2 separate regions of the Homo sapiens genome follow, and region 2 is linked to region 1. A link is a loop called in an ENCODE intact Hi-C map of the cell type or tissue named here. Cell type or tissue: psoas muscle. All regions are shown on one strand. Links, peaks and the distances in the headings refer to the core of each region. The heading gives the core; the rest is flanking DNA.

The links. Hi-C counts contacts between places; a loop is a spot of excess contacts. Peaks named below come from ENCODE experiments on the same cell type or tissue, not always from the same donor. Only the 100,000 strongest peaks of a DNase experiment are listed, where the experiment ranks them.
Region 2: a loop joins it to region 1, with 3.0 times the contacts of the local background. A loop is called at or near these places in 42 of 110 quality-filtered maps.

The regions. Positions count from the first base shown.
Region 1 is chr4:37,892,798-37,908,349 of GRCh38, forward strand. It overlaps TBC1D1 (TBC1 domain family member 1), which reads left to right. Exons shown (of 22, transcript NM_001396959.1): 2 at 9,206-9,715. The coding sequence starts at 9,299. Among named protein-coding and RNA genes, the nearest start is that of TBC1D1, 9.5 kb to the left of the region's middle. RefSeq lists enhancers at 155-434, 6,754-7,292, 8,467-9,030. In psoas muscle, for the core only: no CTCF peak of the experiment used is centred there; no DNase peak of the experiment used is centred there.
Region 2 is chr4:38,029,407-38,044,958 of GRCh38, forward strand. TBC1D1 (TBC1 domain family member 1) reads left to right here. Exons shown (of 22, transcript NM_001396959.1): 8 at 6,182-6,292; 9 at 14,956-15,084. Among named protein-coding and RNA genes, the nearest start is that of PTTG2, 77 kb to the left of the region's middle. In psoas muscle, for the core only: a CTCF peak has its summit at 6,088 (motif pointing left); no DNase peak of the experiment used is centred there.

The sequences.
Region 1 (15,552 bases), core at 574-8,573:
TGTCAAAACACTAGTGGGTATTAGGAGGAAACGTGCAACTCTGAAGCAACAGAGCTTGCCCCTTCTTCCTCATTATCCAGCTGGTGATAATCCCTGTCCCCCACTTCCCTAGAAGACAGCTTTGACCAGGAAGGCTGCAATGACAATGAGATGTACCCCTATGCAGAGCCAGATGTGGGCGGGTGGCTTTTTTGTGGTCCAGATCTTCTAGGATCTTCTAGGATGTAACCCTGGCAAGCAGTGGGGAGCCTGAATCAAGCAGCATGGCTGTTACCTCTTCTGTGTTCACAGCAGCATCTTCAGTTGTCTTGGTGCCTGGAGCAGGCACCACAGCTGCCTGCTCTGTTGGCCACCAGCTTTCTAGAGTAGATGGTAGGGAGGAGAGCAAGGGGCTCAAGAGGATTCTGTCTTTGAACATGCTTTTAATTTGATCTGACAGAATGGCAGCTCCCTGAAGTCCTTCCTACTCTCTCCACAGCATTTCTCTGTAGGTCCCCAGTTTTTGCTCTTTTCAGATTCCCAGAGGACTGAAAATGTATCACGGCCCATTTGGGGACTTCCTGTATATGTGTGGGTGCCTCAGGATCATTTGTTTTGCCCTTTTCCAGTCTACCGTGCTGCCCTTCTCAAGTTTAATGACCACGTTAGTTTCAATATTTTATATATTTCTCAGCAGTTTTCATCTCTTGGTCATTAAACTTGAGAAGTAAAATCTGCTCATTAAAATGACTGAGTCCATGGCCAGGCATGGTGGCTCATGCCTGTAATCCCAGCACTTTGGGAGTCCAAGGCGGGTGGATCACTTGAGGTCAGGAGTTCGAGACCAGCCTGGCCAGCATGGCAAAACCCTGTCTCTACAAAAATATAGATCTACAAAAACTAGCCAGGCATGGTGGCATGTGCCTGTAGTCCCAGCTATTTGGGAGGCTGAGACAGGAGAATCGCTTGAAGCCAGGAGGCGGAGGTTGCAGTGAAACATGATCGTGCCACTGAGTCCATTCAGCAGCAGAGTAGTGTTGGGGTTTGTATCCCTGTAGTGATGACGAAGGATTTAGGTTTTCAGTCAGAACTGTTACCTTACAATTTCCTTCACTGACTTTTCTTCCTTTCCAACACCACATTCCAATAAAAAATATCTTTAGACCAGATTCTTCACGAAAGACATGAAGGTTTTCATGCTTCAAGGTTTTTGACTTTTTTTTTTTTTTTTGAAAGGAGTCTTGCTGTGTCACCCAGGCTGGAGTGCAGTGGCGTGATCTCAGCTCACTGCAACCTCCGCCTCCTGGGTTCAAGTGATTCTCCTGCCTCAGCCTCCCAAGTAGCTGGGACTACAGGCGTGCTCTACCACGGCCGGCTAAATTTTGTGTTTTTAGTAGAGGCGAGGTTTCACCATCTTGGCCAGGCTGGTCTTGAACTCCCGACCTTGTGATCCACCCGCCTTGGCCTCCCAAAGTGCTGGGATTACAGGTGTGAGCCACGGCGCCCGACCAGTTTTTGACATTTCTAAGCCAAAAGTTCCATTTGATGAGGTCTTAGATGCAGGGGCAATGTGTCCCTTTTCAGATTTCAGATGTTTAGAAAAAGATGTGTCATATTTGGGCCAACTGAAAAACTCTTGATATGTAGGTTTTTATGAAGCTGTGCAGAATGTAGGAAATACATTTTAGAACCAACAAAGAGGCATTTAATTTTGAGTGTGCCTGTCTCCTTTGAGATGAGCAACAGCTATTTTTCTCTTCAAAAGACAATGCGTGTATTTATCAGCACATTTTATATAATCAGCAAATCTAAACCTCTGAATTAGGTAAGCCCTATAGGTTTGTTGCCAGAATTAGTGAATTTATACATGCAAAGTGCTTAGAACAGTGCCTGGTACACAGTGAGCACTCAATATTATTTATTGCTATTATTATGTTTATTTATTTTATACTTTTAGAGTATAATTTTGATGTTAGGTTTGGATTGCTGAGGCCAAGCAAAATTTAGATAGACCAACCCAGCTAATCCACTAGAAAGATATTTGAGGGTTATTCCCATCTAAAGATCTATGGGATCTTTGGATATCATCTGTGAGAAACAACAGAAGTTTGTAGATAAGACAGATATAGATTCAAATGCCACCTTCACAATTTATTAGTGAGGGAACCCTTTGGTAAAATGAGCATGACAAAACCTACTTCTCAGCTTTGTGAACGTACAGAAGATCATGAATGTAAAATGTCCATGAAGTGGTAGGTGGTCAACAGATATTGCTCTAGCAAAGTGGTTAAGAGCAAGCAAACTCTGGAGCCAAAGGGCCTGGGTTCAAATCCCGATTCTGCCACTTCTTATAGTATGGCCTTGGGCAGGTGACCTCACTTTTCTGTGCCACTATTCAATGATAATATTCCTTTATTGTCCAACGTTTTGTAAGTTAAATCAGTTAATAAACACACTATGATAATGTGTTGGTAACTATTCTTTTTACTTTTAGCAGAATAACTTAAAGGAACACTGCAGGTAGGAGGGTTATACATAATCTCTGAGGGCCAGCTAGGACACTCGCCCATTTCCCACCCTTTTTCCTGTGCAATGAAGAGTATAAGAAGTGACAGTGCCATTCTAAAGGACTAGCCTTGAGTTGGCTCTAATTTATATGACTCGTGCCTGTAATCCCAGCACTTTGGGAGGCCGAGGCTGGCAGATCACTTGAGGTCAGGAGTTGGAGACCAGCCTGGCAAACATGACGAAATCTCATCTCTACCAAAAATACAAAGATCAGCCGGGCATGGTAGCACACACCTGTAATCCCAGCTTCTGGGGAGGCTGAGGCAGAAGAATTGTTTGAACCCAGGGGGCGGAGGATGCAGTGAGCTGAGATCACGCCACTGCACTACAGCCTGGGTGACAGAGTGAGATTCTGTCTCAAATAATAATAATAATTTATATGAGAAAGAAGTCATTCAAAAGCATCATTACTTTACATGTCAAATTAGAAAGGCACACCCCAGTACTAAAGCATCCTTGATGATGAAAACATTTAGAACCACTGGTTTCAGGAGCTCCATGCAATGGTGAAACAGCCTCTACTCCAAGGGTTGTTGCTCCCTGTGGGATTCCTGGGTGAGGAACACACTGCTCCCGTTGGGGTGGAATCCTGTGGAGGAAGTGGATGAAGAGTGTAGCCAAGTCAGTGAGCCTACTGCATGGGATTAGAGTACTTCAGGTTGCAGTATAATTCTGTTCAGGTGCATGCTCACTCCATCTGGCGTAAAGAACAGAGAAATTAAACCATTGATTCACAGAGCAATATGAGTAGCTGCCTGGGGACTTCCTGTCCATTCTGGGGTCCCCAACAGCCAATCAATATTGGCCGGTTCCTAATCTGACCTAGAGCTAGAGGCCACTAGCACCCCTCCATTCATCCTTTCTTCTCTCCCTACCCACTCCCACCAGCATTCTGAGGAGGTGAGGGCTGAAGCTGCAGAGGCTGTTGTACTGTCAGTTACTGTAAAGTCCCCATCCTGCTCTCTGTAGTTTGCTGTGAAGGAGTGGAGGGGGCTGGGAACAAAGGGGGTTCCCAATAAGCAGCTTACTAATACCTACCCTTGCTTCTCTCACTTCCTGATCAATAATTCCCATCCTTTCTTCATGTACCTCCCCCACATTTTTGTTCTTTAAGGGAAGAAGGGAGCAGCTTTCCATCCCCACACAATGTTGGGGACATTTGGTATTATACATTATGAAAATAAGATTTACCAGATTTTAGAGATGGAAGAAAACTTGGGGATGATCTTGTTCCATTCTCTTATAAGAACAAACAATATTTGGAGAAGCTGAGTAACTTGCTTTTTCAACTTCACACTTGAAAGTGTTTTCATGAGGAAGTTGGGGTTCTCTGCAGCACTTGGATGGGAGTCAGGGACTTGGATTGTCCCAATTCTGTCACTAAATTTGGACAAGCCACTTAACTTTTCCAGAATCTAGTTGCCTCATTTCAAATATTAGGGAAATTTCTAAATGGCTTAAAAGGAGCTTGTTAGCTTTAAAATTTTATGATTCTAAGTGTATGCTGCCAGAGATATGTAGCATAGCAGGACACATTAACAAGATTATTGAAACTGTTCTAATAAAGGACATCTTTGTGTCTTGGGTAGCTACTATGTTTAAAGACTGTGCTAGGTGGGAGTTGTGCAGAATACACAGGTTTGCTGTAGAGGGATAGGGCGTGTACACAGACAACTCTACTAACAAGAACGTTACTAGAAGCTTATTGGAATCACAGTATTTCTTGCTGAGGGTATGAAACATAAGAGTTCTCCTTGGAATATGAGGTTCTATTTGGGGCTTAAAGAATGGTCAAAGGTTGAGTGCAAATAACATGGATTGAGATGGCTTTAAAAAATAATCAAATGGTTTGTTAGTATTAAACTGGTGCAGAAATAATTGCAGTTTTTGCCATTCCTTTTAATGGCAAAAATTGCAGTTACTTTTAAACCAAATCCCTAATATTATTTGCATAGTTTATCTCTGTTATGGAAGTTTTTATTGACAAGTAATGTAGATATTCACCTGATCTAAGTTACCCTGAATCTTATATTAGCAGAATCTGAATTGCTTATAAATAATTATGGCTATGTTGGATGTAGAACTTATTATTTGATAGTTTATGAACAGTGCTAAGGTCTAATCTACTTTTTACAGAGAAGCTAAGAACATGCTACAGCTGGTTGAAAAACAAAAACTTCAGGCATTGAAATGTTTTGTCAATGAAATGGCAGGACTCATTTGATGACTGATTATTATCAACTGATTTAAATGACTGAATTTTTGGTACTGTGTACATCTATACTCTAAGAAGGAAATTGAAAGTAATTCTGCTATGCTTGTTGCCACTATATTAATAACTGCATCATCTAAAATAATTGATAGAGCTCAGATTTATCCTTTGTAATAATTCTAGTACTTCTTTAAACATGTTTTGGGATTAGCAGCTGTCAACAGTTAGAACATGAAACAGATTCTGTTACAGGAGTAGAAGTCGATCCAGACATTTAATGTCATTTTCACCTGTGAGAGAGAGAATAAAGAGAAAGAGAGATCATTATTTATGGGATTATGTGAACTTCAAGTCCGTTTTCATTATTAGGAGAAGCTGTGCTTTAAAGGACAGTCAGGGACTTTACTTTCATGAAATGCCTGAGCTGTAAATAAAGTATTGCTTTATTTTTTATTTCTTGAACATTTGAAATAAAAAATTAGCTATGAGTTATGTTCAAATTATATTATAAAAATTTGCTCTTAGCATTGTGCATATATATTATACAGAAAAACACAGAGTAAAAAGAATAGACTTCAGTTCCTGTTCAGAAAAGGTTTAAAATTTGAATACTGATTTTGGAAACCCCAAACCTTAAGAATTCAAGAAGCTTACGGTCTTCTTGAGGGACACCTATTCAAACTCTTAAATATGGTGATTGGGTAGAAAGTGCAGAAAAGCCTGCTGATACATGCCCTAAAACACCTTGGAAAAAAGAGGTGGTAGTTGCTTGAGGTAGGACTTAAGTACTAGTTGGAAATAGAAGACAAGGATGGAGACTGTTGGTAGATGACTCTCCATGGGTCCTTCCTGTTTCTACACACCTTGTAAGCAGGGCATTGAGTGCCTGTGTTCCAAACTACCTTTTCCATCATGTTTCTACAGCAAACAGTCATGGAAGATAGAAATAGAGTCTTCCTCTGGAGCAAAGGGCAGACACGCTTGCTTCCTGTACTTCCCACTATAAGATATTCCGGCTCCCTAAACTCAGCTGCCTTTCCTGTAACCCACCATGATACAGATGTCACCTGACCTGTGGGAATTGGGGGTCAGGGAACCAAGAGAAATGCTGACTGTCTGGCTACTGTGACTGCCCTGAGTAATAAATTGTCCTTCGTCTCCAACCCAGGAGTCTCATGTTTTCTACCAGCAGGATAACTGTGGCGGGCTAACGTGTTAGTTTGCAAGTAAGGTAAAATCTCAGACCCTTTGCAGTTTGTGGCAGGGATTATATTCTGAGGAGAGAGGAACCGTATGCACCATGGCTCAGAGGCATGAGAAACGGGGAACCATAACTAGTTCTCTATCTTCAGAGCCTTTAAAAGGTGCACCAAGGAGGGCATTTTAGGGGAGAATATAAAGTTGGAGATATAGACACAGCCAGATTCCTGAGAGACCTTATATGCCAGGTAGAAGACTTCAGATTGTATGGGGGAATTATTAGAGAATTTTTAGCAGGGGTGTGATATGATAAATTTTGTGTTGATTAAGTTACTCCAGGAAATATGCGATGGGTGGATTGAAGGATGGGGCACCTTTTCTCTAGGACGAAAAAGAAAGAGTAGTTGGTGAAGTCAGTTAGAGGTAGTAATAGGATGAAGAAGGGATCTGAATGACCCCTTGGCCATTCAGTGAGTAGTGATGCTATTCACCTAGATACAGCACATAGGAGGGAAAAGAAATTCTGGGAAGGAGGGAGATGAGACCGAGTTAGCTTTAAAATAACTAAATTCAGGCCTAGGAGCCTATAGGCTATCCAGATAGAAATATTTAATGGCCTATATGGATCTGGAACTCAGGAAGGAGGCTTCCGTGGGAGCAGAACACTTGGGCACCATTAGGGTGTATGTGGTAGATGCATTCTTGTGCAGCAGTCAAGGGGATGGGATTTAGACTCAAGTGCAAATTGCCCCCCATCTCCTGTGATAAGTGACTGAAGCTCTCCGGGCTTCAGTTTCCTAGTTCATCATAGTGGGCTCTAGCGGATAAATGTTACAAAGGTTAAATGAGACAACATAGGCAAAGTGCGTGGTACTCAATAGAAGTCAGCTGCTGTCATCAGCAGCAGGATCACCAGAATGTGGTGCTTGACACCAAAAGATTAGGTGAGATTGCCCAAAACAGCAGGTGAAATGAGGGGAGAGGATGAAGTCAAACACAGGAAGAAAAGCCTTTGAAGTATGTGGAAAGAAACAACCAGAAAGGTAAGATAAGAACCAGAAGAGATTCAAGAAGGAAGGTGTGGCCGGGCGCGGTGGCTCAAGCCTGTAATCCCAGCACTTTGGGAGGCCGAGGCGGGCGGAACACGAGGTCAGGAGATCGAGACCATCCTGGCTAACACGGTGAAACCCCGTCTGTACTAAAGATACAAAAGAATTAGCCGGGCGCGGTGGCAGGCGCCTGTAGTCCCAGCTACTCGGGAGGCTGACGCGGGAGAATGGCGCGAACCCGGGAGGCGGAGCTTGCAGTGAGCCGAGATCGCGCCACTGCACTCCAGCCTGGGCGACAGAGCGAGGAGCCGTCTCAAAAAAAAAAGAAAAAAAAAAAAAAGTAAGGAAGGTGTGGCCAAGATTGAGAAATTCGTCAGAGCAAACAAGGCAGTCAGGGGCTAAATAGCCTCCTTTAAATTTTACAACCTTGAGGACCTCGGCAACTTTAACAGAATTTCAGTGGATCCCTAGGGCAAACCAGGCCTTACAAACCAGGAATGGATGGTCAATAGGAAGTGGAGACAGTAAGTGTAGACCTTACCTTGGAGGGAAGGAAGAGAAAGAGCCATGGCCAAGGGAAGTTTGAAATCAAAGGAAATATCTTTTTTTTTTTTTTTCGATTGGAGAGACCTCAGTTATTCTTTTAAAATACTTATTGAGCCCCTCAGTTATTCTTTTAAAATACGTATTGAGTCCCTACTTTGAGTCAGGCACTATGGCAGACACGAGGGAGATAGCAGTGAATCAGACAGATGCAACGCCTGCCTTCATGGAGTTTCACCTTAGCATCTGTCCATATGCTAGGGGAGTGGGGCAGGGGCAGGGAGCTGGATACAGGAGAGACTGAAGATCCAGGGAGCAAGTGAGTAAAGAATAGGGCTTGAGATCCCACAGACAACTCAGCTTTGAACAAAAGGGTTTTGTCATCCAATAGGACAAGAAGGCGTTAGGATACATCAAACGTGGTTGTTGAAAACAGAAAAGGGCTGGGCACTGTGGCTCATGCCTATAATCCCAGCACTTTGGGAGGCCAAGGTGGGCAGATCACTTGAGGCCAGGAGTTCGAGACCAGCCTGGCCAACATGGTGAAACCCCATCTCTACTAAAAATACAAAAATTAGCCAGGTGTGGTGGTGCATGCCTGTAATCCCAGCTACTTGGAAGGCTGAGGCAGGAGAATTGCTTGAACCCAGGGGGTGGAGGTTGCAGTGAGCCACGATCGTGCCACTGCACTCCAGCCCGGGCAACAGAGCGAGACTCTGTCTCAAAAAAAAAAAAAGGAAGAAAGAACATAGACAGGGAAATGTAGTTAAGGGAGTTTGGGTTTGGGTTTGGTAGAAGCGTTTTCTGTTTTTTGTTTGTTTGTTTTCAGAAAGAGTCTCACTCTGTTGTCCAGACTGGAGTGCAGTGGCACAATCTTGGCTTGCTGCAGCCTCTGCCTCCTGGATTCAAGCAATTCTCCTGCCTCAGCCTCCTGAGTAGCTGGGATTACAGACACCTACCACCACACCAGGCTAATTTTTGTATTTTTAGTAGAGACGGGGTTTCACCATGTTGGCCAGGCTGGTCTCAAACTCCTGACCTCAGGTGATCCACCTATCTTGGCCTCTCAAAGTGCTGGGATTACAGGTGTGAGCCACTGCACCTGGCCTAACATTGATATCTGTTGATGAGAAGAAGCCAGGTGTTGGAGTGATAGCTTATAGCACATGAACTGAATAAAACAGTGTTTAAGACAATGTTTGCAACATAATAGGCACTGAAGACATGTTAATGGAAGGTGGATTTGTGATTCAGAACCTCTAGACTACCTGGGCGAGTCTTTTAAAATGTAAGTAATATCTTAAGTGATATTACTTGTCCCAGATCAGTTGTTTAAAACTGAGGTTTAATGCTGTCAGAGTAGCACTGTATCGTCTTCTATCATGGGGGCCTTTGTTGGCTTTAGGAGGTTTGTGTTTCATAGTAGTTTCCCAGTGGGCTCTTTGTTACCTGTAATGAGTGTGACAGTTATGCCATAACCAGGTTTTATATGGAATACAATTTTGAGAAAGTTCTTTCTAGGCAGAGAAGCTTATTTGAACCTCTTATTATATTTGGGTTTCAGGCTTTTGAGTTCTTCTGAAATAATAGCCCTTTGAAGGTAGCTATTGCTATGACTTCATTAAATTCTAATGCCTCTGGTTTTCTCCCCCAGGTTTCTGCATATGAAGTGTGTAAAATAGATTGCTTGATCCAAAACAGAAAAACAGTGATAACTGTTTTGCTGAGTTCCCAGACCCTTCCCAAGATGGAACCAATAACATTCACAGCAAGGAAACATCTGCTTTCTAACGAGGTCTCGGTGGATTTTGGCCTGCAGCTGGTGGGCTCCCTGCCTGTGCATTCCCTGACCACCATGCCCATGCTGCCCTGGGTTGTGGCTGAGGTGCGAAGACTCAGCAGGCAGTCCACCAGAAAGGAACCTGTAACCAAGCAAGTCCGGCTTTGCGTTTCACCCTCTGGACTGAGATGTGAACCTGAGCCAGGGAGAAGTCAACAGTGGGATCCCCTGATCTATTCCAGCATCTTTGAGTGCAAGCCTCAGCGTGTTCACAAACTGATTCACAACAGTCATGACCCAAGTTACTTTGCTTGTCTGATTAAGGAAGACGCTGTCCACCGGCAGAGTATCTGCTATGTGTTCAAAGCCGATGATCAAACAAAAGTAAGTGAGATGGAGATCCAAAAGACTAAGGTGTGGCTGGCTGGTTTTTATTGTATGGGGGTCAGGATATTTATTTTAAGTATACTGAAATGAATAAGGAATTAATGCTGCAGTTATAAATTGATTACTTAGCTGAATTTTTGTTTTATGGTGATAGTTTATAGTTTTAAAGCACATTTGAAAACAGATACGAGAAATTATCAGTTTTTGAGTTCAAAAATTCAAGAGAAATCAGTCTAAAACTACTAATTAAGAGCAGAAGTGTTAAGATGTACATTATTTCAGATGAATGTTCTAAAGCCATGCCTCTCAAACTGAAATGAGCTTGTGAGTCACCTGGGGATCTTGTTAAAATGTGAATCTTGATTCAGTAGGTCTGGGGTGGACCCCAAGACTGCATTTGTAACAAGCTGCCAAGAAATGCTGATGCTGCCCTTTTGCAGGTTGCACTTTGAGTGGCAAAGTTCTAAATCTCCACATTTGTAATCCTATTAAGAAAAATATAGTCATTCGTAAACTGTGTAAAAATGCTACTGGCCAGTTTCCCAAGGCATAATGTTCACTTAGGCAAAGGTCATTGATAAGAACGCTGGATATGCATCTAAGTTTTGATGCGATCAGGGGTTCTTTGTGTTTTTTTCTTTCGCAAACCTCAGGTCAGATCTGATTAGCTTGTTATTATCACATGATATGGCTGAAAAAAAATGTGAGACATGGTAAAAGTTCTGCTCTTTCCTCGTTCATTTGTGCTTGCTTTGTTATTAGCATTCGTTGTAGCTCTGGGCAGGACTCATTTGAAGATGCTTGCCCATTTTATGAGGATTAGCTTAGATAAAATTGAAAATATAATGCAAATAGCAACTTTCTCAGTTGGGCTCAGGGCTCCACAGCTAACCCCATGGACTGTGGAGTCTTGCCGTTGTTTTGGGTGCCAAGCAAGCCAAGTCACATGTGATTCAAGCTGTCTGCCACATGTACAGGGCGAGGATGCGAGTGTCAATCCACCTGTTAACTGTCAGTGAAGCCTTGAAAGCTTCTCATATTTTCAAGGTTAAAATCTGGATAGAAATGCTAAAGTTTTCTCTCTGCACTCCATTAGGTTATTTTATGTACTCTCTAGGGTGTAAGGACCTTATTTAGAAATTAATATTCTTGGTATCAAGTAGATGCCCTTTTGCTTGTTCATTTGTTGGTTCTTCTAGTCATTCAGAATTGCTGTTGCAGGTACTGTTGGAGATGATATTAGCAGAGGCTTGTAGGAAGGCAGGAGCATCAGTGGGGAATAGGACCAGGTGATCTATGTATAGGACATAATGGAAGGACTGAGAAGGGAGCCTAACACACACCCAAAGGGTAGAGAAGGCTTTGTGAAATAAAGGCTAATATGGAGCTCAAAACCACCATTTCACTCACAGAATCAAACTCTCATATTATAAATCATTTCATGTTATTGTCCACACATCTCAAGTGGGCACGGCAGCATCAGGCTTGGAGATTCAGAGGGACTAACTTCCTGTACTCTAATCCTACTTCTGCACCCATAAACTGGGTGGCCTCAGGCAATTGAGTCTGTTTTCTTATCTGTTAAATGGGGATAATTACAGTATTTATCCAATAGAGTTGCTGGAAAGACTAAATGAGGTAGCACTCGACCTGAAACTTAGTAAGCATTTATAGCCATAAAAACATTTTCATTCAAGAAAATTTTACTAGAGGCAGATTATATGCTAATTTCATTTCACGTCTTAGGTAAAAAGAAACATGATACCTAGATGAGTGCCTTCAGCTTTCAAAGATGAGATTCTGGTCATATTTGAGGAACATTTTAAAAACTACACGTATAACTTAATGGCTCCTATTATTTGGACAAATTCCAGAATGAAAATGAGAGGACTGAACAGCCTGTACCTCAGTCCAGCTCTATATAGTATTTGGACTGAATTTCCTTGGGGAGAGTTTGTGCGTGGAATCGTTGTTCAGCATTTTACACATTTGACTCTTTCCCAAAATCTTTTACGGCCATCTGAGAATAGGCTTCTGGCCAGTCATTCGGATGCCTGACAAGAGAAAGAGATTTATAACCAAATTCTGTAATTGGGACTTCCAGTCTTTCCCCAAGTAGAGAATTGGACTTACTCTATATGCTAAAAACCCATGGTTGAAATATGAATTAGTTCTTAAGTGATTTTTGGCTTGCATACCATTTTTGCAAACACAAATTGTCATTACTCTGCTCATTTAATAAAAGAATAATTTGTAGTATAGGTATATACCTCAATCAGTGATTTTGTTGTTGGAAACAGAACAGTAAATCACACTGGCCATGATGCTAACAGCGTGATAGATTTTCTGTTCTTGGGACACCAATGTCACTGTATCTCATAGCGAAGGATTATCTGCTGTAGGAGCATTCTCTTGACTACTTATAACATTTGCTGGGTGAAATAATTCTCCAGGTTAAGGCCTCTTCTAAACAGATGAGGTCAGCACTAACTGCATTTGCCAGAGAAGACATATGCATTTACTGCCAGCATCATAAACACAAAACTACAGTTTGCGAGGAAACCCTTTGACCAGCATCTAATTAATTCACTGAGTAATGTCTTGGGAGAAGAGGCATGTAAAGGAACAATTTTATAAGCATGCCATGAGATTGTTTTCTATTGTATGTTCCATAGAATATGAGGAAACTTCAAAACATTTTGTGGAAAAATTGAATTAAAAAGTAAAAAACACATATATACATAAGCTTTATTTCTCAAGATAAACTTTATCAAGTTCAAGACACTTTTGTAAGCAATGTTAACAGCCATTGAGTCGGTCTCTAAAGAACTGAGGGTCCTGGGAATTTAACCATGTTTATACAGTCTTTTATACATTATTAACTGGAGAAAAATTGGCGCTCTTTAAAGATTTTTTAAAATTGAGAAGCAAAAGGACGTCAGAAGGAGCCAAATTAGGCCTGTAAGGTGGATGCCTAATGATTTCCCATGGAAACTCTTGCAAAATTGCTCCTGTTTGATGAGAGGAATGAGCAGGAACATTGTCATGGTGGACAAGGACTCTGGTGAAGCTTTCCCAGGCGATTTTCTGCTAAAGCTTTGGCTAACTTTCTCAAAACACTCTCATGATAAACAGATGTTATCATTCTTTGGCCCTCCAGAAAGTCAACAAACAAAATGCCTTGGGCATCCCAAAAAACTATTGCAACCATTTGCCCTTGACCAGTCCACTTTCGCTTTGACTGGACCACTTCTGCTCTCAGTAGCCATTGCTTAAATTTGTCTTGATCTTTAGGATTGCGCTGGTAAAACTATGTTTCATCACCTGTTACAATTCTTTGAAGAAATGCTTCAGGATCTTGATCCCACCCGTTTAAAATTTCCATTAGAAACTCTGCTCTTGTCTGCAGCTGATCTGAGGGCAATGGTTTTGGCACCCATCTAGTAAAACGTTTGCTCAGTGTTAATTTTTCATCCAGGATTGTGTAAGCTGAACCAGCAGAGATGTCTATGATATTGGCTAGTTGGTCCTCTTCAATGAGGGCATGAACAAGATGAATATTTTCCTCAAACAATTATCTGGATGGTCTGCTGCTGCAGGCTTCATCTTCAATATTGTCTCGTCCCTTCTTTTTCTTTTCCCCCCCGCTTGAGACACAGTCTTGTTCTGTTGCCCAGGTTGGAGTGCAGTGGCCCGATTTCGGCTCACTGCAACCTCTGCCTCCCGGGCTCAAGCGATTCTCCTGCCTCAGCCCACCAAGTAGCTGGGATTACAGGTACACATGATCGTGCCTGGCTAATTTTTGTATTTTTAGTAGAGACAGGGTTTCACCGTGTTGGCCAGGCTGGTCTCGAACTCCTGACCTCAAGTAATCCACCTGCCTTGGCCTCCCAAAGTGCTGGGATTATAAACATGAGCCACCACACCTGGCCTCATCCTTTCTTAAAATGAGTTATACATTTGTAAGCTGCTGATTTCTTTGGACATTGTGCCTATAAACTTTTTGTAAAGCATCAGTGATTTCACCATTCTTCCACCCAAACTTCACCATAAGTTTGATGTTTCTTCTTGCTTTGATTTTAGCAGGATTCATGTTTCTCTGATAGGGGGTCTTTTCAAACTGATGTCTTATCCTTCTTAGAGCCTCATCCCAGATCCTGTTCAGACATGCTACAAGTTAATACAAGTTTATTTGGTGCCAAAAAATGGAAATCCATGCATAGTTTTTAAATAATATGCATTTTTCATGAACTTTTTGAAGACCCCTTGTATACTTAAACTGCTCCACATGGAAAAGCTTCCATGATCAAATGCAGTAAGGCAGCATCTCAAACATTTTGTTCTAAGGATTTCTTTTCACTCCTCAAAGTTGTTAAGGATCCCAAAGACCATCGGTTTATTTGGGTTATATCTACTAATATGTACTCTATTAGAAATTAAAACTCAGATATTGTAAAGATATTAATTTGTTAAAAAACAAAAGTAATAAACATCTACATGTTAACATGTTTTTGTGAATAACTATGTCTTCCAAAAAATATTTAGTAATAAGAGTTTTACATTTTTTCAAATCTCCTTAATGTCTGAATTAATAGAAGATAACTGGATTCTCATAGCTGATTCTCTATTCATTCTGTTGTGATGGATTGTTTAATTGAATATATGAAGAAAATTTGGCCTCACACTGCTACATAGTAGGAAAATGGAGCACTATATCCATAGCCTTTTTAGAAAATTGTGGATCTTTTTATTTAATGCTACAACTCGACAAGTGGTAGTTTTTAGAAGGTTAGCTGTAATATGAAATCTGAAACTATATCAAAGTATTTTTTGCACTTTATTATGTTAAAATCCATTGATCTATCTAGCAGTTTTTTTTTCTTTGAGACGGAGTTTCATCTGTTGCCCAGGCTGGTGTGCAATGGTGAAATCTTGACTCACTGTAACCTCCGCCTCTCGGGTTCAAGCGATTCTCCTGCCTCAGCCTCCCAAGTAGCTGGGATTACAGGCATGCACCATACATGCACCATAGGTTACATTTTCTCCTAACACCCATGAACGTCCCTCAGAATGTGTGAACACAGTGGCATAAGGTCCTGGGTTAAAATGTAGTGTTGCCTTTGAGTCCATGGTAAGTAAACATGGTAAGTAAATGGACATATCCACTCTGGAAACTGATGGTTGCATGAGTGACCCTGACTAGATCTTTACCTCATCACATCCCAAAGAAATCAAGAGTCTGCCCAGACTCAGACCTAGAAACATTCTCAAGTCTAAGAAAATCATCTCAGGGTTCTTCTTCTCTCCAGTTCTTCAGCCTTGTCTCTTCTACAAAATCTCTACTCAGAAGAAAATCCAATCTGCCCCTCATACTGATTGTCATTTTAGATCATTCATAAAAGTAATTGCATTTTCATTCTTTTCTTTATCCACGGAGGAAAAAGCTCTGCTTCCTTTAAAGGGACTTTCCAGCACTGAGGAGCAGGTAGCAGAAGTGTTAGGCTGGGGCTTCTGACATTACATGGTGCTGTTTTACATCAGTCAAAGGAAAGAGGGGATTTTGAGTGGGAAATGGCGGGGGTTCTTGAGATGGTAATAGGTGGAGAAGTGCAGGCTGGTGTGTGGTCGAGGGCAGTGGGCAGAGTGTGTGCCGGGCCCAGGGTAAGTCAGAGACAGTGTACATGGAAGTATTTTTGGTGTAAGCGCCTTTTTTGGGGGGTCTCTCTGTCGCCCAGGCTGGAATGCAGTCGTGCAATCTTGGCTCACTGCAACCTCTGCCTACCGGGTTCAAGAGATTCTCCTGTTTCAGACTCCTGAGTAGCTGGGATTACAGG
Region 2 (15,552 bases), core at 2,551-10,550, 140 kb after region 1:
CCCAGAGCCGAAGTGCAATGGTGCGATCTTGGCTCACTGCAACCTCTGCTTCCCGGGTTCAAGCAATTCTCCTGCCTCAGCCTCCCAAGTAGCTGAGATTTCAGCCGCCTGCCACCACCACACTGCTAAGTTTTGTATTTTCAGTAGAGACGGGGTTTCACCATATTGGCCAGGCTGGTCTCTAACTCTTGACCTTGTGATTTGCCTGCTTCAGCCTCCCAAAGTGCTGGGATTACAGCTGTGAGCCACCACGCCTGGCCGTCTTTCTCATTTTAATCACGTTAGAGGTCTTGTCTTATTCCCTTGTTCTCCTTCTACAGTAGAATTGGCATATGCTTCAGGAAGAGAGCATAGAAAGATGTTTTTTCATGTCTCAAATAGCCTAGAGGGTAATTTTCACAATTTTCATTTGTCTTTGCATTTTCTTGTTTTCTTCTGAATCAACTTGAGACATGCTACTTTGTTTTTTCTTAAAAGATCTTTAGAGTTCTAAGTACACAATACTCTTAGAAAATATACTGTGATTTGCATTTGGAATTCAAAAATGGACAATATGCTTCTGATTGTTAATGCATTTACAATTCAAGTTGGGGCCTTTTTCATCTAATGCTGGCCCACTTACTGTTCTAGAGCTGTCCTGTCACTTTAAGAAACCATCTTTCTATCAAGAATAGAAGAGGAACTTCCCTCTCATAATGTGGGTTTTCTTTTTTGTCTAGACAGCACCACGTAGCTCTCCCTAAAACAGTGTGATGAATCAGTATAGGTAATACACAAAATATTCTTCCGCAGCAATGAGATGTTCCTAATGGATATGATTCCAAGATTCTCTTTGACTCATGCAGGCTTTTAGACACTGAGTACATCATGGTAAAGACACTTTAGAACAGAGTAGATTACGACTAAGGTTTGCTTTAGAAAAAGAGCTTTCAGTTAATATCCTGTGTGTTGTTCTAGAGGTCTCTGTAATTGTTAAGCTGCTCCAGACACCAAAGGGAGGTTGTATTCACCAACTTTGAAAAGCCGGCTCTCGCCTTGTCTTCCATCACTGTGAGTGTGGCTGTTCCTTGAGTGATACAGATTTGTGCATGGATCTTTTATTCTAGAGGCTTGTTAGATGGTCTTGTTGAATTATGTCCTCAATGACCATTCTTGGTTTTATAAAACATTTTATAAACCAAGTCATTGGTTTCATTTTAGACAGCAGTGCCAGCTAATGTGCTTGAAAATCATACATTTCAAAAAGGTTGTAAGGAAAAAGGTGGCTTTGCAGTTTCCTGAGTCTCCTTATAAAATAGAATGGTAAATATTTTCCTTTGTTCAGTCTTTCCTGGAGGGGAATTTGTTTCGGAAAAAGTCCTCTACATGCAAATTTTCATAAGGGAAATGTAATTACCGTTGAAATTAATGGTACGTGATTACTTAGTTATTAAAACATACCTTATTTAAGGATCATGTAAATGAATATTAAATCAAAAAATGGAACTCTAACAGCTATAAAGAAATCACTAATAACTGTGTAAACGATGCTGGAGGTTATCTCTACTGTAAACAAGCTAATTTTGAGCACTCTGAGAACTTAATGCCAGATGGGCATGTGGGCATACCACACTGCAAAGCCATATTTTTATTTATGAGCGTTTTTGAAATGTTTCATTTTCAAACATATCTAGCTGGGCATGTGTTAGGATGACCCCATGATGCTCTGTTACTGGGTGAATATACTAAATCCAAACTGATCATCTCAGGATAAGAATTGCTGTGAAGCCAATGTGGAGCTAGTAAATAAAATATCTCCAAGTCTAATTCTCCTAATCTATATGAGTGTGTTTCAGGGAATGACTTAATTAAATACTGACTAGATAAATCAAGTAGATTTATACTCAGTAGACATTGATAATTCATTAAGTAACATGACTTCACAAGTTAAAGGTTAATGGTCAGAAGAGACTCTTTTTACTTTCTGAAGAATATATATCAGCTTAGTTGGATTTTGCATGGTTTTAAAATGATGTTAGACTGTAGTTTTAAGATGTTAGACTGAAAACTTTAAGTTTTAAGATGTTAGACTGTAGTGTCCAAGTGAGTTTTAAGATGTTAGACTGTAGTGTCCAAGTGAGTGTTGTCTTTTTAAGTAGTTCCCTTAGGAGACCATGGGCTTTCTCAACATTCTGGGATGCATCAATCAGTGTTGGAAATTGATTTATTTATTTATTAATTTTTTTTAAGAGAAAGGGGCTCACTCTGTTACCCAGGCTGGAGCACAGTGGTTATTCTAGGGTGTGATCAGAGCACATTTCAGTTGCGAACTCATGGGCTCAAGCAATCGTCCTACCTCAGCTTCCCAAGTAGCTGGGACTGCAGGTACATGCCACCTTGCCCAGCTGGCAGTTTATATCTGAATTGCGTTTATGACAATTTATAAGCCTCTTATAGGTTAAGAAACATGTAACTAATTTAGTTTTGTTACTTTTAACAGGCGATTAATTATTTTGTAATATTCTTTTATAAATTGAAGTATGACATGCATATAGAAAAGCAAACAAATCAATGATGTATAATTCAGTGAATTTTTATAAGGTATATACAACTGTGCAGCCAGTGCCAAGATTAAGAAATGGAGCATTTCTGGCCAGGCGCGGTGGCTCATGCCTGTAATTCCAGCACTTTGGGAGGCCAAGGCGGGCGGATCACCCGAGGTCAGGAGTTCAAGACTAGCCTGGCCAACATGGCGAAACCCTGTCTCTATGGCAAATACAAAAATTAGCCAGGCATGGTGGTGCGCACCTGTAGTCTCAGCTACTCGGGAGGCTAAGGCATGAGAATCGCTTGAACTTGGGAAGCAGAGGTTGCAGTGAGCCAGGATTGTGCCACTGCACTCCAGCCTGGGGGATAGAGCGAGATGCTGTCTCCCCCAAAAAAAGAAAGAAATGGGGCATTTCCATTGCCTCATAGTCCTGTTTTGTGTCTGCCTCCAGGTAACCATCATCCTGACTTCTGACATCATAGTTTAATTTTGAACAAGCAAGTAATTTTTGATGGCACAGTGATGTTACCCAATTCGATTCCCCATTATTTTCCTAAGACTTATCTCTCTGACTAATGAATGTTCATAAAGTTAAATCACCTTTAAGAAATAATGATTTGGCCCAGAGCAGTGGCTCACGCCTGTAATCCCAGCACTTTGGGAGGCAGAGGTGGGTGGATCACGAGGTCAGGAGATCAAGACCATCCTGGCTAACACGGTGAAACCCTGTCTCTACTAAAAATACAAAAAAATTAGCTGGGTGTGATGGCGGGTGCCTGTAGTCCCAACTATTTGGGAGGCTGAGGCAGGAGAATGGCGTGAACCTGGGAGGTGGAGCTTGCAGTGAGCCCAGATTGTGCCACTGCACTCCAGCTCCAGCCTGGGTGAAAGAGCAAGACTCCATCTCAAAAAAAAAAAAAAAAAGAAAGAAAGAATTAATGATTTGCTACTATCGAGGATGGTGAAGTTGCATGGGAGATTTTAGGGAGGTGACACCTCACTAATTGTATTTCAGAATTACATTAAGGAAAGATTTGTTTCTTGATTGTGTATAACACCATCGACGTTTATTTCTCTGCTTTAGTGACTTCTGTATGATGTTTAACAAGCTCCATGACGCAGTCTCTGATTCTTAATCAGTTTTTAATGAAAAACAACTGTGGTAGTATACTGTTCCCAGTTGGTCTAATTTCCTTCTTTTAAAAGTGTATTTTGAGGGGAAAAATATATTAATACTCCTCCTCTTACTATATGATTAGCCCTTTAAAATATTTTGAAATAGATGATGATGAAGAATTTCTCCAAGCACAATATACATTTTCTTGTGGAGATAGCCAGAAGGTTTAATTAAAGACACAGGAGAAGAAAGAGTGGGCCAACCATCAGGCGCCTGTACCTGCTCAGAGGCCTCATAATTCCTGTCTGTTTCCCTGGATCATTTTTTTTTTAATAGACTTAATTTTTTTTAGAGCAGTTTTAGGTTTACAGGAAAATTGGGTGAAAAGTACAGAGTTCCCGTATTAGCTTTCACTGTCCCCCACCCCACAGTTTCTCCGATTTTTAACATATCTTGCATTACTGAGGGTTTCTTCATTATAATTGATGAGCCAATATTTGTACATTGATATTAACTAAAGTTCATGGTTTACATTTGGGTTCACTGTTGGTGTTCTGTATTCTGTGGGTTGTGACAGATGCTTAATGTCATGTGCCCATCATTACGGTATCATACAGAATAGTTTCACTGCCCTAAAAATCCCCGTGTTCTGCCTGTTCTCCCACCTCCTCCCTAATCCTTGATCTTTTTGCTCTCTCCATAGTTTTGCCTTTTCCAGCATGTCATGTAGTTGGAATCACACAGTAGCCTTTTCAGACTGGCTTCTTTTGCTTAGCAATATGCACTTAAGGTTCTTCCATGTCTCTTTATGGCTTGATAGCTTATTTCTCATTGCTGAATAATACTCAGTTTTATAGATGCACTACAGTTTCTTTACCCATTTGCCGATCGATGCACATCTTAGTTGCTTCCAAGTTTTGATAATTGTGAATAAAGATGCTGTTTTCAGCTCATTTGGGTAAACACCAAGGAGTGCAATTGCTGGGTTATGTGGTAAGAATGTGTTTAGTTTTACAAGAAACTGCTGGCCTGTTTTCCAAAGTGGCTGTACTGTTTTGCATCCCCGCCAACCATAAATGGGAGTTCTTGTTGTTTTGTGGACATTTGGGCTCAGTGTACCCATAACCCTTTGATCTAGCAGTGTTAAGTTGGGATTGTGGCATTACTGCCACTTTCCTTTTTGAGAATCTAATGCCCACTTTCTCCAGAGAAATCCACTTTTTGCATATAACTTGTAAAATTTTGTAATATTGGGGTTCACAGCCTGGAGTCCAGGTTGAGAGTGTCTGCTGTAGCCTCCAAAATATTTAATATTTCAGTCCGAAATTTGAAAGAACAGGAAGGCCTCAATGAAAACAAACCCTTCTAATCATTAACTATCCTTTCCTTAAGTAACAAGAACAACTTACCTTTAATCTTTTTCGTTAAGAAAGGACTGGGTTTCTTTAAGAAAGGACTGTCAGAAAGTCTGGGTTAGTGTTACCTTTGCTTTGAATGCTTATTATGTGCAGGGTAAAGTTGCTTCCTTAGTTAGCTGGGGAAGAAGTGACCAAGAGTGGTGTTGACCCAGATTCAGATCCTTGTGTAGTTGATCCATTTATGTCACTGAATTTGTTTTAAAGAACAGTCTGGAAATTTGGAGTAGGGAGAGGGGAGGAACAGGCAATGGATACTTGTCAACATAAAAAAAGATGTATTTTCAAAATTTATAGACTAAAAACTTTGTGTATCCCAAAACAATTCATTTTACTTTCTTCATATATGATAAAATCATACATTAAATTAGGTGGACTTTAAAAAAATTCACTCTGGCATTTCAAATCCAAAGCATTTGGGAGCAGGAGGAGACCATAGAGTTTCCTCTGTGCACCATCCTCACTTCAGCAGACAGGGAAGCTAGAATTAAGGGGCTTGGCTTCACACTTCTCGGCAGCAGCCGGAACCTACATGTCCTGACTTCTGGTCCAGTGTGCTGTGCCACGACCCTGTCTAAAAGTTAAAAGGCATAGAGAGAATTTTTTTTTTAAAGAAAGAAGAAAGAAATGTACATGCCATGAAGTTTTGTATGGAAGGGGGTGCCCCATGGGGATTCCACAGAGTGCTTCACGGTGAACACATTCGACATAGGAAATTATGACACTGAATCCCGTTGCTGTTTTCCTTGCCCGTTCCCTAAGAGTTTGTCAATGTTTGGTCATCATGGCCCCTGACCTTTGGGTATTTATATGGATTTTGTGTTTTTCCTCTTGTTTTAAAAACTATTTATTTGTTAAACATTTTGACTGTGTCTCTATCTGATATTAAAGATTCATTTTTAGATGGGAGGACATCAGAGATGAAAAGCTAAATCTGGCCCACTGGCTCCACTGTTCCTTTTTAAAAATTCTCTCTACTTTTAGGATCATTGGTGCCCCCTGGTGAGATGATTGAGTAAAAGCACTAGTTTAGTGGATGGAAGCTGTTAGCATTTAAAAAGACGGCTTAGCAATATTGTTGACGATTAAAAATAAATCCTGTTTCTGATTTTTGTTTTAAAGAAATTGAGACCGAGAAATGAGCAGCGAGAGAATGAATTGATTATTTCTTTTCTGAGATGTTTATATGAAGAGAAACAGAAAGAACACATCCATATTGGGGAGATGAAGCAGGTATGGCATTTTTGTCTCTTGTAATTGTTGCCAAGTCTCTGCCAAGTCTCTGTATAAACAACGTTTTGAGGATTTTCTGAAACTCTGATACCTTTTTTTCTCCCTATGTTTTATTTTCCTTTGTTGCACATAGAGGGGAAATTTGGGAGTGTTAGACTATGTATGCTTGAGAAGATAAGAAAAGTTTCTGCCTGCACCATAGTGGAGGCAGAACAGTTGCTCTAATAAGAGGACTGGCTTAGAGCAGCAAGAATTGAGTGTAAGAGTGGATGCCACCAAGATGAGCTGCTTGGCTTGCAGGGAGCTGGTTTGTCACCTCGCCTTTCTTCTTTGTAAACCTGGAAGGACATTGCATGGCTGCCTTTGGAATTACAAAAAGTACCTGAACGTCCTTTGTGATATAAATGCTAGGTCACAAATCAGATACAATGTTGGCAAGCCTGACTTATGTGCTATTCAGGTTAGAACTTGGATTAATTCCATTTTGCATGGTGGAAATACAGAGTCTCCCTCCCCTCCTCCACTGTCTACAGCCTTATTTAGCTTTTCTCTTTGTGGGGTCTCAAGGCAGAAGCTGGGGCTCTCTGCAGATCTCTCCCTTGGAAGATCTTCAGGTTTGGGAGTCCCTATGTTACATGGTACCACAGACCATTTCCTTTGTCTTTTGGACTCCATGTGAGTCCATTCATAATGAACCATTAATAGCTTCAAAACATACACATTTTATATTTGCTAAAGTTACCTGTTGGCCAGAAATCTAGAGAAAAATCAGTGAAGGATGTACAAGTTTCTCAGTTTCCCAAAAGTATGTTCCCTTTTTCTTTTTGAACACTCCCCACGTACGTGTTCCAAAGACACTTGTGTGCTCAGTGGTGTGCCCTGTCCTACGGCAGCCTTTGCGTCTGGACCCTAAACCAAGTGTGCAGTTTTCATGGGGTGTACACTTAGCAAATCTCCACATAAGGTTTCTACCTTCTAGGTGGCTTTGGCAGTCACGTGCCTTCCCTGAACACTTGGGCTGGTGTACAGTGTCAGCCACGGTTTCTAATCTCATTGGCCAGCCATGAGGTCCTTTAGCAGTGACTCTAACATGAGTATATGACCTGTGTTTTTTGGGGTTTTGACTTGTGGTCTTGGTTTGTAGCCATTCCTCCCTTCCCAACCTGTACCCTTAAGATAGCATTCAAGTTCTGTGTCTCTCCTGTTCATTTTTGGATGGACCAGTTGGTCTAAGTTTTCAGTTAATTCTGGAGTTCATTTTTCAGCCTATTTCTTTTCTCTTTTCCACTCCCTTTTTCCCCTCTTGTGCCACTGATAGCTTTTTCCCTGTTCTGATTTTCTTTTATCTGAGTCAGTCTGACTTGTTCCAACAGGAAATTGATAATTTTGAAGTAATTTATAACTGCTAGAAAGGGGAATGAAGCATTTACGGTGGATGGAAAGTCTTCTTTTACTAAACATTTTGAGCATTTATGGTGAATGGAAAGTTTTGACCTAACTGCAGACTCATTTTTATGGACCAGCATAATATTTTTATGATTTGGGCATAGATCATCCAATGGAGAAATGTGTTTAATGTTTTTTTTTTACCCAAAAAAACATAAGAGTTCAATGTAGAAGTGACTGAGCCTTACAAGCAGAACTGGCATCTGTGTAACACTTTTACTAGGGGTTTCTAAACATCATGAACCAGACGGCTCATGTCTTCGTCTATAAAGAAGCTGCCCTAATCCCCTGATGAGGTTGGTGTACTCCAGGCTGGACACTCTCATGGGCTCTGAGGAGTGGGTTTTTCAGAGCAGCAGCTGCTTTATAGACCCATTAGGCACAGCCTTGAGATTCACTGATAGATCCTTTTCATGTTTTCTGCTATCAGTTTAGCCACGTGGATTTCATTACCTTCTTGTTGCACCTAAAAATTTCTAAAGCTTTTGAAAATGTGGGAAGATGTGACATAGACCGTGGTAGGATCATGGCTTTGACAAAGAACTTCTCTGGCCACAGGACTTCAGAAGCGGACAGAGGACAGTGAGCGCTTCTCTCAGTGCTGTGCGTGTCAGGGTCGGCAGGGAGGCCATATGCGCTTTTCAAAGACCAAAAGAATAGTGCTGGAGAACTGTCAGAGGAGTTGTGAAATAGAAAAAACCCTGAATGAGTCTTTTGATCTTATAGAACAGGGTTCAGTTTGGGCAAGACTTATACATTAAGTTAGAGGCTGTCACGTTTTAGTCAATGGACTTGTCGTTTCCACCTGTATTCACAGAGGTGGTACAAAAATTAGTATGAAATCAGCTGCCACTTACTGAATGTTTGCCAAGTGCCAGATAGAGTTCTCATTCCTTACATAAATGACTCCATTCATTCTACAAGTTTTTTGAGGTAGGTGGTAAAATACCCATTTTATAGATGAGGAAATGGGGAAGAGCAGTCAAGCAGTTACTAGTGAGTAGTGGAGCCACTTTGTCTGATGTCTAAGTACTTTATCTTAATTATTGTGTGTTTTTTTAAGGAGCTTAACAAAATTTAATGCTATATAACTACTTACTGATTTTCTTGGGTCTGTTTTCTAGTAGATAAGATTTTCTTTCTTTTTTTGTGACATTTTATTATGAAAAATTTCAAACATATAGAAAAGTTGAAAGAATTATACCATGAGCACTCATATACCCACCATCCAGATTTTACAGTTTTAAAGACTTTGTTAATTTGCTTTATCATATATTTATCTATTAGTCCACCTTATTTTTGCATGCCTTTCAAATTAGGTGATATCAGTACCCTTCATCCCTAAACACTTTAGCATGTATATCATTAACTAGAATTTAGTGTTTGCTTCCAATTTTGGGGAGATTAAATTTACATATGGTAGGTTATGCAAATCTTAAGTGTACCATTTGTTGAGTTTTGACCACTGCTGCTACATTCAGGTAGCTCAAACCCCTATCAAGATATAGAATATTTTCATCCTGCCGGGCGCAGTGGCTCACGCCTGTAATCCCAGTACTTTGGGAGGCTGAGGTGGGCGGATCATGAGGTCAGGAGATTGAGACCATCCTGGCTAACACAGTGAAAGCTCGTCTCCACTAAAAATACAAAAATTAGTCAGGTGTGGTGGCGGGTGCCTGTAGTCCCAGCTACTAGGGAGGCTGAGGCAGGAGAATGGCATGAACCCGGGAAGCGGAGGTTGCAGTGAGCCGAGGTCGCACCACTGCACTCCAGCCTGGGCGACAGAGAGAGACTCCCTCTCGGGAAAAAAAAAAAAATTTCATCCTACCAGAAAGTAGCCCTATATTCGTCTTCTAGTCAGTCCTCACTACCCCTTCCCCCAGGTAACCACTGTTTTGATTTTTTTCACCTTAGATTAGTTTTGCCTGTTCTGGAATTTCTTATAAATGGCATCATACTCTTTTTTTTTTTTTTTTTTTTTTTTTTTTTTTGAGACAGAGTCTCACTCTGTCACCCAGGCTGGAGTGCAGTGGCGCTATCTTGGCTCACTGCAAGCCCCGCCTCCCAAGTTCACGCCATTCTCCTGCCTCAGCCTCCTGAGTAGCTGGGACTACAGGTGCCTGCCACCACTCCCAGCTAATTGTTTATATTTTTAGTAGAGACGGGGTTTCACCGTGTTAGCCGTGATGGTCTCGATCTCCTGACCTTGTGATCTGCCCACCTCGGCCTTCCAAAGTGCTGGGATTACAGGTGTGAGCCACCGCGCCTGGCCGGCATCATACTCTTTGAGTTCTGGCTCCTTCCACTTAGCATAACGTTTCTGAGACTCATCAGAAACGTTATGCTACATTGTTGCATGTATTAGTAGTTTGTTGTTGCATGTATCAGTTGCTTGTATCAGTAGTTTGTTCCTTTTTGTTCTGTGGTATTAATGTCAAGAGTTTCTTTCTCCATTCTCCTTCTGAGCTGCTTGATTATGAATAAGGCTGCTGGTAGATACATTGTGCCAGCCTGGGATGGTGAGTTCTGAACTGAGAATTTCAGTATAGCATCAGGATTTAAAGCTTGAATACTTGAATCCAAACTTTCATGCTTAGAGTTTACCCCATCTGTTGAAGGATGTGCAATATAATGACTGCAATAGAATTCACTGTGGAGCCTCCAAATTAGAAATTATTGTCTGTGAGGGCCAGGCACGGTGGCTCACGCCTGTAATCCTAGCACTTTGGGAGGCTGAGATGGGAGGATTGTTTGAGGCCAGGAGTTTGAGACCAGCTTGGTCAATATAGCGAGACCCCCATCTCTGTTTTTTTTTTTTAAAGAAATTATTGTCTAAGAACCAGTGTCATCTTCCAAGGAGAAACTTCTAGATACTTGTTTTAAGATAAATAAGAAACAAGTCATTTCTAAATGTGAATTATTTTTTAAATGCAATTTTTTAAACATTTTATTTTAATTATGGCAATAGACGTGGAAAAGACTCTTTTTTGATAGTAGGGGAGAGCAGAAGAAACATTGAATTAAGTACACAGAGATTCTTCAGACCTGCTTTAAAAACACATGCATACAAATGCACTTCTGTCTCTTAGGATCTACTAACTGATGCTGCTTGCTTTAGTCTTTTAGCTAATATTTTCTTTCTTTCTTTCTTTCTTTTTTGTTGGAGACAGAGTCTCGCTCTGTCGCCAGGCTAGAGTGCAGCGGCACAATCTTGGCTCACTGCAACCTCCGCCTCCCGGGTTCAAGCGATTCTCCTGCCTCAGCCTCCTGAGTAGCTGGGACTATAGGCGTGCGCCACCACGCCCAGCTAATTTTTGTATATTTAGTAGAGACGGGGTTTCACTGTGTTGGATGGGATGTTCTCCGTCTCTTGTCCTCGTGATCCGCCTGCCTTGGCCTCCTAAAGTGCTGGGATTACAGGCGTGAGCCACTGCGCCTGGCTCATATTTTCTTTATATATCAAAACAATTCAGCTTGCTTCACTTTTATGAAAGCTTTATTATGAGTTTGAAAGCAATTCTGCATTTTCTTAACATTGTAACTGGTGTTGAGTTGAAGGCAGGCCCCTGGGAGCCCTTTGTGGGCAATTCCCTTCACTCTGGAGGCTGCCTCGAGCCTGGACAGGCACTTACACTTGGTCAGTGATTGCACAGAACCGGTTGCAACAGATTCTGTGCACCTCCCTGTGGCGCGTAGCATTTAGCAGGCACTTGGTCACTATTTGCTGAGTGAGTCTGTTACCTTAGGCGTGTATTTCCCGTGGACCTGCCTGGGGATCATTGCTCATTCACTCATTTTGAACAAGCCAATATTACATGTCCAGGGTACGCTCTATAGTGTGAAACACAAAGGTAAATGATAGTTCCCCTTCTCAAAGGAATTTCTAAGGTAGTAGCCATTCTTTTGATGCATATTCTCATTCTCATAGAGAGTCCAATTATGGATAATTGGACAAAGCTGAATGTCGCTTTTATGAGAATCCATTCTTTCTCTTTTATGCTTTGAAAAATGTGTAGCATTCATTAGTGAATTAGGATTTCATTATTCAAAGAAGACATAAGGTCTTCGAACAGCAGATGACTGAATAAAATAATACCTAACAGCAGTAGAATGAGGGGAGGACATATTCAAGGAACATTTTATGCCCATTAGATTGGCAGAAATTTTTAAAAAGTGACAATACCGTATAAAGGTGAACTTTCCTATACTGATACTGGGAACATGAATTTGTACCATTCAGGGAAGAGAAACTTGATAATATCTGGTGTAGTCTGAAGGGGCACAGTCCCTGTGACCCAGTGAGGACATTCCTCATTATTTCCCTTGCCAAACATTTCACATGAGTCTATAAGGAGCTCTATATAAGAGAGGTCACTGCAGCCTCCTTTGTAAGAGCAAGAAAAAAAAGCAAATAAGTGTTTAACAATAGGAACATAGATAAATTAGGTTATGCAGTGAATATTTGCACTCTGACTAAAGTGAGTGAATCAAAAAAAATTTGTCAACAGGAATAAATCTCAAAAATAATATTGAAAGAAGAAAGCTAATTTACAGAAGGATGTGTACAGTATGACACCATTCATTTAGTTTCAACTACATATCTTTTATGGACACATACATATAAAAGCAGAAAACATGAATTGATAGGATAAACACCAAATATTTCTGCATATGGCCAGGTGTGGGGAAGTAGTGGTGATTAAGCTTCAAAGATGTCTGCAGTGGTTCCCATTAAAAGTAGAAAGTAGGCTGGGCACAGTGGCTCACGCCTGTAATCCCAGCACTTTGGGAGGCCAAGGCAGGTGGATCATTTAAGGCCAGGAGTTCGAGAACAGCCTGGTCAACATGGCGAAACCCCATCTCTACAAAAAAAATACAAAAATTAGCCAGATGTGGTGGCGCACACTTGTAGTCCCAGCTACTCGGGAGGCTGAGGCATGAGAATCACTTGAGCCCAGGAGGTAGAGGTTGCAGTAAGCCAAGATCGTACCACTGCACTCCAGCCTGGGTGACAGAGTGAGACTCCATCCCAAAAAACAAGCAAACAAAAAAAGCTCATAGAGTAGGTAATAGTCATGATATCTGATGTTTTTTGATTGTCTGGTTTACATTTTTTATTTTTATTTTTTGAGACAAGTCTCACGCTGTCACCCAAGCTGGAGTGCGGTGGTGCGATGTCAGCTCACTGCAATCTCTGCCTCCTGGGTTCGAGCGATTCTCCTGCCTCAGCCTCCCAAGTAGCTGGGATTACAGGCGTGCACCACCACACCTGGCTAATTTTTATATTTTTAATAGAGACAGGGTTTCACCATGTTGGCCAGGCTGGTCTCGAACTCCTGACCTCAAGTGATTCATCTGCCTCAGCCTCCCAAAGTTCTGGGATTACAGGCATCAGCCACTGCACCTGGCCTTGGTATATGTGTTTTAATTTGTATTCATTCATTTAAGCCTCATGACAGCTCTGCGAGGAAAGTTCACTATACGTCTTCAGGCTGCAGGTAGAGGACCTGAAAGGGACAGGAGGTAACAGTCTGGCCAAGACCACAGAGCCAGGGAATAGCAGAGGAACATTTCACCTGGGCATTGCACTCCAGAGCTGGGCTTCTCACTGTTCTCAACCCCTGGCAAATGCTCACTTGAACAAAGCCAGGTGGTGATACAAAGGTATTTGTTATATTAGTCTCTACACTTTTCTGTGTGCTTGAAATAACTGCAACAAAGAATATATCAGTATTTAGAGTAATGGGGGATTTGCTTGTGTGTGTTTGTATTTTTGAGATGGAGTCTCGCTCTGTCGCCCAGGCTGGAGTGCAGTAGCATGATCTTGGCTCACTGCAACCTCCGGCTTCTGAGTTCAAGCGATTCTCCTGCCTCAGCCTCCTGAGTAACTGGGATTACAGGTGTGCGCCACTACACCCGGCTGTTTTTTGTATTTTTAGTAGAGACAGGGTTTCCCCGTGTTGGCCAGGCTGATCTCAAACTCCCGACCTCAGGTGGTCCACCCACCTTGGCCTCCCAAAGTGCTGAGATTACAGGCATGAGCCACTGCGCCTGGCCGTTTTTTTTTCTAACGAAATTATTTTCTAACAGAAAGCAATCAGGTGAGAATCCACATAAGAAACAATTTAATTCAGAGATTTTTGTTGCATATTAAAAAAAAAATGTACCTTCGGCTGGGTGTGGTAGCTCACTCCTGTAATCCCAGCACTTTGGGAGGCTGAGGCAGGTAGATCACTTGAGCTCAGGAGTTTGAGATCAGCCTGGCCAACATGGTGAAACCCCGTCTCTACAAAAACTACAAAAAATTAGCTGTGTGTAGTCCCAGCTACTCTGGGGGCCGAGGGAGAAGGATTGCTTGAACCTGGGAGGTCAAGACTGCAGTGAGCCATGATTGTGGCCCTGTACTCCAGCCTGGGCAACAAAGTGAGACCCTGGCACCCTGTCTCAAAAAAAAAAAAAAGTACCTCCTTGTAAATAAGTAACACTAAGACTTCATTTAGTGGTTGTCAAGCAAACTCCATTGTATTTTTATTTTCAGTTTTTATGGCTAGTAGTTAAGGGAGAGAAGCTTGGTTGCAGAGAAGAATGAAAGGATGATGGGAAAATAAAAGTAGGAGAGAGGAAAACGCAAGAAAGCAAGAGATCTGTAGAAAGGGATGAAGGAATTGTATAGGCAGAGAGAATAGGTTCTTTAATTGAGAAATTTATGTTGTCTCACCTTCTGAAATGCCCCCAAAGGTAAGTTATTGTTTTATTTTGAAAAGCTAATGATAGCTACCTTTCTACCACGCTGTGTTCAATGTTTTACACACTTTACCTGTTTGAGTCTCACAACACAGTGTTATGATTCGATCTTGCCATTGGTCTCACTTTACTGAAGAGGAAGTTTGAGGCTCAGAAAAGTAAGAAACTGGCCGAAGACCACGGTTAGTGAAGACAGATCTCTGATCCAGTTGCAGAGTCTGAGCAATAAACTACTTCAACTGATTGGTTTCAAAGCACATTTCGTCATTTTACTTGGGGTAATCAAAGCAACTCTCTGAGGCAAAATTATTTCCTGGACTTGCAGCCATGTCACTAAGGAGCAGATGAGGTGAGATCACAGACAGGATCAGAATGATGGCCTGGTGCCAAAAAGATGTGTCCTAGAGATTTTTCATTCCTTTAAGAAGCAGAGAAGGGAGCGATAAATGACTTTTCGTTTTTCACTTTTTTAGACATCGCAGATGGCAGCAGAGAATATTGGAAGTGAATTACCACCCAGTGCCACTCGATTTAGGCTAGATATGCTGAAAAACAAAGCAAAGAGATCTTTAACAGAGTCTTTAGAAAGTATTTTGTCCCGGGTAAGTAGCATAATTTCTCCTGATTTAAGTTAAATCACTTTTTAGGAGAGTGTAAGATTGAGTTCTATGCTTTTATTCCATCAATGTTCATCATAAAGGTAAAAGTATAAAACCTTTTTTTATGTTTTCTCAGGCTTATAACAGTATTATCTACATTTTAAATTGTTTTTAATTTGGCCTAGGTTTAAAAAAAATATTCCTTACTCTTTTGTATTATATCCAATGGGATTTTTTTGCCGCTCCAAAGAATATTTGTTAGCCAGTCCCTATAAAGAGCATGCATTAGATACACTGAAGTGTGGCTTCTGTTCTCCCTACTATCACTATGTATAACTTAAAAAACAGTTACTGTCAGCTGCTGGTGTTAGCTATCTAAAAGGCTATATAGTAGGGGTCAGCAAACTATGCCCATGGGCCAAATTCTACCCACCTCCTATTTTTGTAAATAAAGTTTTGTTGAAACACCGC